3 separate regions of the Homo sapiens genome follow, and all the other regions are linked to region 1. A link is a contact called in ENCODE Hi-C or POLR2A ChIA-PET data. All regions are on one chromosome and are shown on one strand. Each heading gives the region's core, a stretch centred on a gene start or an enhancer-like site at or near the end of the contact. The rest is flanking DNA. Distances are from core to core; before and after follow the strand shown.

Evidence for each region. Hi-C counts contacts between places; a loop is a spot of excess contacts on that map. ChIA-PET counts read pairs that join two places held with the same protein, here RNA polymerase II (POLR2A). Pooled maps may share reads with other maps.
Region 2: a pooled map shows a loop between it and region 1 (5-fold over the local background). The contact joins the promoter of RGL2 here to the promoter of MSH5-SAPCD1 in region 1. A Hi-C loop is called at or near these places in 1 of 50 pooled maps. POLR2A ChIA-PET finds 5 or more read pairs at or near these places in 3 of 52 experiments (A673, IMR-90 and activated B cell).
Region 3: a loop to region 1 is called in a pooled map, with 7 times the contacts of the local background. The contact joins the promoter of TAP2 here to the promoter of MSH5-SAPCD1 in region 1. A Hi-C loop is called at or near these places in 9 of 50 pooled maps. POLR2A ChIA-PET finds 5 or more read pairs at or near these places in 2 of 52 experiments (Caco-2 and activated naive CD4-positive, alpha-beta T cell).

The regions. Positions count from the first base shown.
Region 1 is chr6:31,738,273-31,741,197 of GRCh38, reverse strand. MSH5-SAPCD1 (MSH5-SAPCD1 readthrough (NMD candidate)) reads right to left here and starts at 1,250. Exons shown (of 29, transcript NR_037846.1): 1 at 1,136-1,250; 2 at 585-744; 3 at 1-35. MSH5 (mutS homolog 5) reads right to left here and starts at 1,193. Exons shown (of 25, transcript NM_172166.4): 1 at 1,136-1,193; 2 at 585-744; 3 at 1-35. The coding sequence starts at 731. RefSeq lists a silencer at 491-709 and enhancers at 489-1,120, 1,121-1,751.
Region 2 is chr6:33,297,497-33,300,421 of GRCh38, reverse strand. It overlaps RGL2 (ral guanine nucleotide dissociation stimulator like 2), which reads left to right and starts at 1,480. Exons shown (of 18, transcript NM_004761.5): 1 at 1,480-1,552; 2 at 1,771-1,967. The coding sequence starts at 1,812. TAPBP (TAP binding protein) reads left to right here. Exons shown (of 8, transcript NM_003190.5): 8 at 1-728. RefSeq lists enhancers at 1-312, 2,015-2,515, 2,602-2,925 and a silencer at 1,069-1,247.
Region 3 is chr6:32,837,203-32,840,127 of GRCh38, reverse strand. It overlaps TAP2 (transporter 2, ATP binding cassette subfamily B member), which reads left to right and starts at 1,389. Exons shown (of 12, transcript NM_001290043.2): 1 at 1,389-1,475; 2 at 1,891-2,387; 3 at 2,477-2,591. The coding sequence starts at 1,895.

The DNA.
Region 1 (2,925 bases), core at 1-2,500:
AAGTATCCTGAATTCCACAGCACACACAGATGGATCTGTCCAGCAAGGAAGAAAGGAAATCACTATTAGAATCACTCATAAGTGTAGGGTTTACCATGTCTTATATAATTTAATCATTTTCTCAAATCTCTGAGATAGGCATCATCACCCCCATTTAGTGAATGTGAAACAGCCACTCAGGAGGTAAGAGACTTGCCCAGCTCTTCCCAACCCTGTTTTTTTTTTCTTTCTTTCTTTGAGACGGAGTCTTGCTCTGTCGCCCAGGCTGAAGTGCAGTGGAGCAATCTCAGCTCATTGCAACCTCCGCCTCCCGAGTTACAGTGATTCTCCTGCCTCAGCCTTCCCAGTAGCTGGGATAACAGGCACGTGCCACCACGCTCGGCTAATTTTTATATTTTTAGTAGAGACGGGGTTTCGCCATGTTGCCCAGGCTGGTCTCCAACTCCTGAGCTCAGGTGATCCGCCCGCCTCAGTCTCCCAAAGTGCTAAGATTACAGGTGTGAGCCACCGCGCCCGGCTCCCAACCCTCTTTTATTCTAACTTCCCATCAACTCTCCATTCAAGTTTCTACTCCCCTCAGAGACCTCGGCCAGCTCCTCCTCCTCCTCGACTTCCTCCTCCTCGGCCTCCCTGGGGCCCGGCACTGGGGCCGGGCTGGGGAAGCCGGAGGAGGCCGCCCCAGGTCTCGGTCCCTGCGGTGTCCTCCTTGGGTTCGCTCCTAAGGAGGCCATGAGCTTGGAGGCTCTGCGGATGCAAAAAGTGAGGGCGGTTCGGAAGCAACGATTCACAGAGGAGGCCGGGGTAGGGTGGCGCGCAGAATGCAAAGCACTAAGTACTTCTGCTACAGGGCTGCGGGGCAGGGCTGAGGGGCGTGGAGAGCTGTGGACACAGGAGGTGAATTCTCGGGTATTTAACTAAAGTACAGATTGTGGGAAACTCCACGCGCCCCACCCTCATTCCTGTCACGCGGAGGTTACCCTTTGGAAGGAAGGGGTCTGAGGGCCCTGTGGGGCGAGTCGTGCACGTCTTATGTCTCTGCCTCTGCCAACCACGCGCCAGGACCCCAGCCTCACGCGCTTATCTTCCTCCTCCCCCAGCTGCCGCCATCGCAGCGTTTTCCCGCCTTTTCAGTAACCTGAGTCGCTACAGGTGGGAGAACGCCCCGCTGACCGACCGCCACGAGCCTGCAAAAGGAGCGCGCCGGCGCGTGAGCGAGGTGCGCGCGCACGCGCCCCGCCCTCCTAACCGCTGTTGATTGGAGAGGCCCGGATCCAGCCTAGAGATCCGACAGGGCGAGGAGGAGAAGCGGACTGCCGTAGCTGAAGAGTCTGGACGCTGATTGGCCTATTTGCCTTCGGGGCGGGTCCAGAACGTTCAAACTTCCCGCCCTCTGCCGTTGCTTAGCAGCCGGGCCTCTAGCACTCACTGTTTCTGGGATTTGATTGGCGCAGTGGGAAGCCCGCGAGAAGGTCGGACCAGGGTCCGTAGTCCCAGTCCCTGGAAGGGGTTTGGGACCGTTGCGGGGGTTTTGAGGGGGAGGCCAAACTTAAAGAGCCAGAGGCGCTTATTTTTTTTCCTGCAACAACTCTTAAGTTAATATTTGTACCCTCTGAGTTAATATTTATACAGAGCTTAGAACAGTGCCTGGCAAACAAAGTAAGACCTAAATGAGCGGTGTTTCAAATAAATAAGCGGAAACAAGCAGGACTTCTGTCTCAGCCCTACCGTGCCTGTTTCCTGGGTACAGGGTATGACCACCCCCATAATGGCACGACAGGGCCTAATTTATTATTTAAACCCTTCAAGCAGAGGTGGAAGCATTCGAATTACATCAAATTCTGGCAGAGAGAAGTAGTTCTGATCAGAACACTCACACCCCTACTGGGACATGCCCATACCCCTTCGCACTTCTACACACCCCTGAAGACAGAGAGGTATCTATCATTCATGCATTCGGCAACTATTTAGTGCCTATTTTGGGCCAGGGGTTGGACTCAAAGCGGTGAACATAATGAAGTCACTGCTCCATAAAGCTTATTTGTGCGTCTGTGTGTGTGTGTGTGTGTGTGTGTGTGTGTGTGTGTGTTGCGGGGGTGGGGTTATGAGGGAGAAAGAAAAAAAATATATATATATATATATATAATCCCTTTAAATGCACCATCCTCCCCAGCTTTGTTCCTAGTACCCTGAGATGGGGAGATTCCTCCCCAGCCCCCCAACCCAAGAAGTTAGGAAAGATGGTGGGGGTGAGATGACCTAGCTGTGCTAACCAGTAATTGGAAAATCCCCTCCAGCAAGAAAGGTGGGGGAACAGAGTTAAGGGCTGGGTTAATGGTTACCCCTGGCAAATCTGTTGAGCAATGGAGCTATAGAAACTTGGAGGAGGTTGGTGACAGCTCTGGGGAGTGTCAGGGAGGGACCCACCTTCCAATCTGGGGTGTGAAGAGATTAGGGACTAGTTTACCAAGCCCAGGAAGGGGAGGGAGTGGAAAGAGAAGCCCAGAGAGGGAAAGAGGAGCTACTGAGATAGGAGAAATGCAGGGACAGGGAGGTGAGATGGAGGGAAACCTCTGTTGCAGGATTTGGGGGTACAGCCCTGGCTCTGCTGGATGGTTCCAGGAGAGGGCAGCGTTGCCTGTCACCTGGTAAATTAAGGCACGATACCCTGTGGGTAGTCATGCCAGCCAGCCAAAGTCAATATTGATATCAAGGCAGCTGTAGCTATAAAGCTGTAGGAGAGAAAAGAGAGGCCGGGAGAGGCTGCCAAACCTGTTTGATCTTCAAGCTGGCCCCATTTACCTAAGGCTTCTCTTGGACACAGACCAGTTGGAACAGGAGAGGACCCTGAGAAGTAGAGTTGTTTTGATCCCCTCCCCTCAATGGGAAGGGGTCCTGTGTGCAGATTTTGAGGGTCACCATGAGGGA
Region 2 (2,925 bases), core at 231-2,730, 1.6 Mb before region 1:
CCAAAGTGCTGGGATTACAGGCGTGAGCCACCGCGCCCGGCGGCGAAACACGATATTGTACTAACATCTTAATTTTGTTATAAAATCTCACAAACCCCCTGACATAGTCTCAGAGATCTGTAGGGCCGAGGTTACATTTGGAGAACCCGTACTCTAGGGCCAAATCCATTCTTCTTGCCCTGGCTCACTTGTCCCCCCCACCGCCCCGCGCTGGAGCCACTGCCTAGTTCTTCAGCCCTAGATGGTGCTCGCCAGACCTCCTCTCAATGCTCATCACACACAGGGCTATTCCTTTCCTCCAATGAACCAAACGCCTCCCGCCCACCTCCAGGTCCCAGTCCTCTGTTCCCTTTGCCTGGTCCACCCTTGCCCTCCCTGGGTCGCAGACGAGGTCGGCCTCGTCATTCCCCGCAGACCGCCGCGCGTCCCTCTTGTGCGGTTCACCACAGTTGTATTTAAGTGATCGTGTGAGTCGTCGTTAAATGCCTGTCTCCCCGCGGATCATGGGCTCCTCGAGGACAGGGACTGGCCTGTCTGTCCACTGCTGTAACCCCGCGCCGGCATAGGGACCTAAGGCCCACTGGAGGGCGCTCATCAAGTAGCTGCTGGATGTTGACGAAGGAAGCGGCGGCGCAGCTCAGGGATCTCCGAGTCAGGACGGTCGGCCAGACCCACGGGGTAACGGGTCTAATCGTGTAGGAATAAAGCTGTATTCCAGTGCTTCCAAACGGTTCTCTCATTCCAACCCCTTTCCAAGCTCAATGAATATTCCAATCACCTCTGGTCCCTTCCAGTGACCCTGAACCGCTCAGAGAACGCCCCGTCGACACCGTTCGGGGCGGGCGCCACTACTGGCGCATGAGATGCGCTCAAGCAGAGGGTACTCCACCAGCGAGGATACACCGAGCCGACGGGGATCTCGGTCTCGGCGCCGGAAGCCTCTGAGAGCCGAATCTGGAACCGGATGTGGCTGCTTCCTGCCCCGCCCCCTGCCGAGGGGGCGGGAATCGAGGGCCCTTCGGAAAACCCGGCCGGGATTTCGGTCAGCTACATTCGTGGGTTGTGGTAGGGAGGGTAATCCCGTGGGGATGGAGTGACCGGCTCTCTCTCCGCCTGAAACGCTTCCCGCGGGAGTTTTAGCCGTGTTATTGTTGGGGAAGGGAATGTCAAATTCTGCTCCTGCCTTCCCCCAGGGGCTGGAGACTGGAATCTTTATTCCAGTTCATTGCGGGTCGACGTGGTCTCCAGAATCCCCGAGTGTAGAGGCGGAGGACAGTGGAGCTGGGGACTCGGGCGCCTGGGTCCTGGTCCCTGAGCGTCCAGCGCTCCCCTAGTCCGCGGCCCTGGCTCCTGTCCTCACTTCCTTCCCCTTTTGGCTCCTGCTCTCGGAGCGGGCGGACGCGGGGGGGAGCGGAAAGGGCGGGAGGGCCCAGGAGCCCGGCGGGGGGGTTCAAGGGGGTACGGAAAAGCCGGGGAGGGGACTCGGTCCGGGGCCGGAGACCGACGGCAACAGCGGCTCAGGACCCACGCTGCCCCCACCCCTCCCGAGCAGGTCAGAGCCTGAGCACCCTGCGCGTCCCCGTACTCGTGACCTCCTCCTTCCCCAACAGCACCAAGGGCCCCCCTATTCCACCCTTCTGTTGCCCCCTCCCCCAACCTTCCTGCAGAACTCCCTTCCGGTCTTCTTGACACCCACCCACGTCCCTTCCCTGCCCGGTTCCCCCGCGCCTGCCTGACTCTCCACCCCCACCCCACCCCGTCTCTCCCCAGGCGCCCCCATGGCCCGACCCCGCTGATTCCTTCACTCGGCCATGCTCCCGCGGCCCCTGCGGCTGCTTTTGGACACGAGCCCCCCCGGGGGAGTCGTACTGAGCAGCTTCCGAAGCCGGGACCCCGAAGAGGGTGGGGGCCCAGGTGGCCTGGTCGTGGGCGGGGGGCAGGAGGAAGAGGAGGAGGAAGAAGAAGAGGTGAGACGCGGGTGGTGGGAGGTAGGGGGCGTATGTATTTCTGAAGTCTCCACTTTTCTCTTGTCTCTGGGTCCCTACATCTCCTCCTCCTTGCCTCAGTTATTCTCGCGCCTCCCTGGGTGTCGGCCCGTTTCTCTGCTGCGGGGAGTCCTGGCGTCTCCGTGGTTCTCTGTCAGTGTGACTCAGGACCTGCCCGCAGGAACCTGCCCTGTTCCTGCCTGGAACTTCTGGCTGGCTGTCCTGTCCCTGCGGGTCTTTGGCCCTCCACCTCTGCCTGCCTGAGTGTGCCTACCTCTCTGAGCAGTCGTGTCTTGGTCCCTGTCTCCCTCCTTGTTTTTGTTTGGCGGGGAGGGGTTTGTTTCCACAGTAACCAGCTCCTCTGACTCTGGGATTGGGGAGGGAACCCTCAGATTTCGTGACCCCTCCTTCCCTCTCTCCCCCTTCCCCCCGCCCCCCCGCCCCGCCCCGGTCCTGGGTAGAGGCCGGGAAGCCACGGTTCTGGGACCTGGAGGAAAGATCCTAGGGTGGGTAGAGAGTGGTCATCTGTTTTCATTAGGGATTAATGGTGGTGGCCAGGAGCAGGATTTCGGGCCTCAGGAGGGGCCAGAATTTGGATTTGGGGCCCCGAGGCCCTAAACTCCTAGGTCCAGATCCTAGGTGAGGGCAGGTTGACTGGCAGGGCTGGTTTTTCGGGATCGGTCGGGGGAGGGGCTGGGGCCACGTGACTCTCTGAGTCTACCGCCCCCAACCCCCTATCATCCCACTTCCCCTTTTCCTTCCTGTACTGGGATTGGAGCTGCTACCTTCGGGGGTCCCTTAGGGCTGAGATAGTGGAGGCGCTACCCGAGGGACCAGGGTGAAAGGGGTCCTGAAAAAGACTAATTCTCTGGGCTGGTATAGTCCTTGGCCGGGAGGGGCGGGGCATGCGGCAGTGCCTGGACTGAGGTTTCAGCTACCC
Region 3 (2,925 bases), core at 140-2,639, 1.1 Mb before region 1:
GAGATTTTCGGAATCATGCTGGAACTATGGACCATGTCACTTTCCAGAAAATAAAGGAAACAAATGCTTGAAAGTAGGAGCATGAGCTTGAGCATGGAGCTTTTTTCATTAGAGAGAGATTCTTAAAATGCCAGAATGAATAGAGTTGTAAAACTTTAGCGAGCCCCTACTTAAAATCCCTCCTCCCCACCACCACTATTTTAAACTTTAAGTGACTCCTTGGTAGTCACACAGGTAACATTTCAAAATGGTGATCTGGAATCCAAGCGACCCTTCCTTTGGGGAATTTGTTTGTTTGTTTGTTTTTAGTTTGGGAGGTGGTTTCAATCTGAAGAGTCCTTTCTGGAATAAACGAATCTTTCTGTTGCATAGGAAGGCTCTGGGTCAGGAAGGATATTTAAAAACCTAATTACTGTTCTAAACAGTGTTAAAATAGAACAAGAACCAAAGCTCAGTACGGGGCATTTCCCTCATAGGCTGAAGGTGCGCCCAACATAATTTGGAGTACAGACTCAGAGGCACCTGAACACGCGCCAGCTCAAGGTGCTCCGGCTGAGAAGGACGGATGAAGATGAACGCTCAGGGCCTACTAAATTCAAAGTCTGTACGTGAAAATCCCCTTTGGCCTGGTGAGATTGGTTGGAACCTTCTATTTAGGAGAGCCCGGCTCGCTCGCCTAAAACTGGAGCTTGCATGGAAGAGGGCACTTTTTTTTTTTTTAGACGAAGTCTCACTCTTGTCGCCCAGGCTGGAGTGCAATGACCCGATCTCGGCTCACTGAAACCTCTGCCTCCTGAGTTCAAGCGATTCCCCTGCCTCAGCCTCCCGAGTAGCTGGGATTACAGGCGTCCGCCACCACGCCCTGGCTAATTTTTGTATTTTTAGTAGAGACAGGGTTTCACCATGTTGGCCAGGCTGGTCTCGAACCCCTGACCTCAGGCGATCCGCCCGCCTCGGCCTCCCAAAGTGCTGTGATTACAGGCGTGAGCCACCGCGCCGGACCAGAAAGAAGGCACTTCTTAATAGTAGGCTCAGAGCTTGAAGTAGTAACTTTGAGAAAATTCAGTGATTCTCCAATTACAAAGCATTCTCCAATTACAAAGCAAGGACAACAGATAAAGTTGCCCTTGAGACAACTGTATTTTACTTAATGATAAAGAAACATTTTTGCAGTTTTATATCCCAGAGTAACCGCCACTAAAGGCGAGTGAGACTCATTGCAGGCCTGTACAGTGCGAACCAGAGTTCGGGCTCCAGTTCCGCTGTCTGCGGGTCTCGCGCGCCCCCTCCCGGCGGCCCAGCCCAGAATGAAGGCCTTGGCTGGGGAAGCGAAAGCGAAAGCTGCCCGAGCCCTGACGCCCGCCCTGGCCGAGCGTAGCTGGCGGACCAGAGCCGGTAGCGAGGTTGGGAGAGACGGAGCGGACCTCAGCGCTGAAGCAGAAGTCCCCGGAGCTGCGGTCTCCCCGCCGCGGCTGGTGAGTTGGTGCGGAGGGGAACCTGGAGCGCCAACAGGGACGCAGCCCAAGTGACTACCCACTCCACGCTCCTGCTTCCCAGTCCCTCTGCACCCGGCGATAGGAGGGAGCGGAGCCCGGACCACTTAGCTCGCCGCGGCAGGCGGGGGTGGGGGTGGGGGTCCGGGGATTTTTTTTTTTTTTTTTTAAGCACGAGGCTCCTGATGGTCATGCTTCCAGCTCCCCAGAAGGCCGAAAGCTGTCTGTCGTAGGAGGGGTGTACGGATGAGCACCGGTTACTCAGGAGAGCTCTCAGGGTTGAATAGGATAAAATGAGAAGCCGATGGACGGGTTAGGCGGAGCCGGGCGGGTAGGAGGGCAGGGACAAGGATTGGGACTCCACCCCCATGATTTCTCATCTCGTATCCGTTGACAGAGCCATGCGGCTCCCTGACCTGAGACCCTGGACCTCCCTGCTGCTGGTGGACGCGGCTTTACTGTGGCTGCTTCAGGGCCCTCTGGGGACTTTGCTTCCTCAAGGGCTGCCAGGACTATGGCTGGAGGGGACCCTGCGGCTGGGAGGGCTGTGGGGGCTGCTAAAGCTAAGAGGGCTGCTGGGATTTGTGGGGACACTGCTGCTCCCGCTCTGTCTGGCCACCCCCCTGACTGTCTCCCTGAGAGCCCTGGTCGCGGGGGCCTCACGTGCTCCCCCAGCCAGAGTCGCTTCAGCCCCTTGGAGCTGGCTGCTGGTGGGGTACGGGGCTGCGGGGCTCAGCTGGTCACTGTGGGCTGTTCTGAGCCCTCCTGGAGCCCAGGAGAAGGAGCAGGACCAGGTGAACAACAAAGTCTTGATGTGGAGGCTGCTGAAGCTCTCCAGGCCGGACCTGCCTCTCCTCGTTGCCGCCTTCTTCTTCCTTGTCCTTGCTGTTTTGGGTGAGTCAGGAGAGGACGTTGTGAGTTGGAGGTGGTAAAAGGGCCTGGGCACCAGCACATTCTTGTGTTATTTTTCATGCCTCTTTCAGGTGAGACATTAATCCCTCACTATTCTGGTCGTGTGATTGACATCCTGGGAGGTGATTTTGACCCCCATGCCTTTGCCAGTGCCATCTTCTTCATGTGCCTCTTCTCCTTTGGCAGGTAGGTGGTGGGCAGCTGGGTCCATTTGCTAGCCCCAAATCTTTATAGGGGTCTTCACTTCCCTAACTCCATTTCTAGGCCCTTTCAGGCGCAAAACACAAAAATACTTAAACTAAAATATGGTGAATGTAGTCACCATTCTGTTTCATCTATCCATTCATTTCTTCCTTCGTTCATATTCATCCAATATCTTCAAAGTTTATCTGATCTTATTATAGGAACAAGTTATGAGTGAAGGTAGTACAAAAGGAATTTAAGTCTCAGATGGAATGTCTCTCAGTTGTCTCTCAACATTCCTAGGTCCATGAAATTCCATTTCTTTCTGCCTCCTACC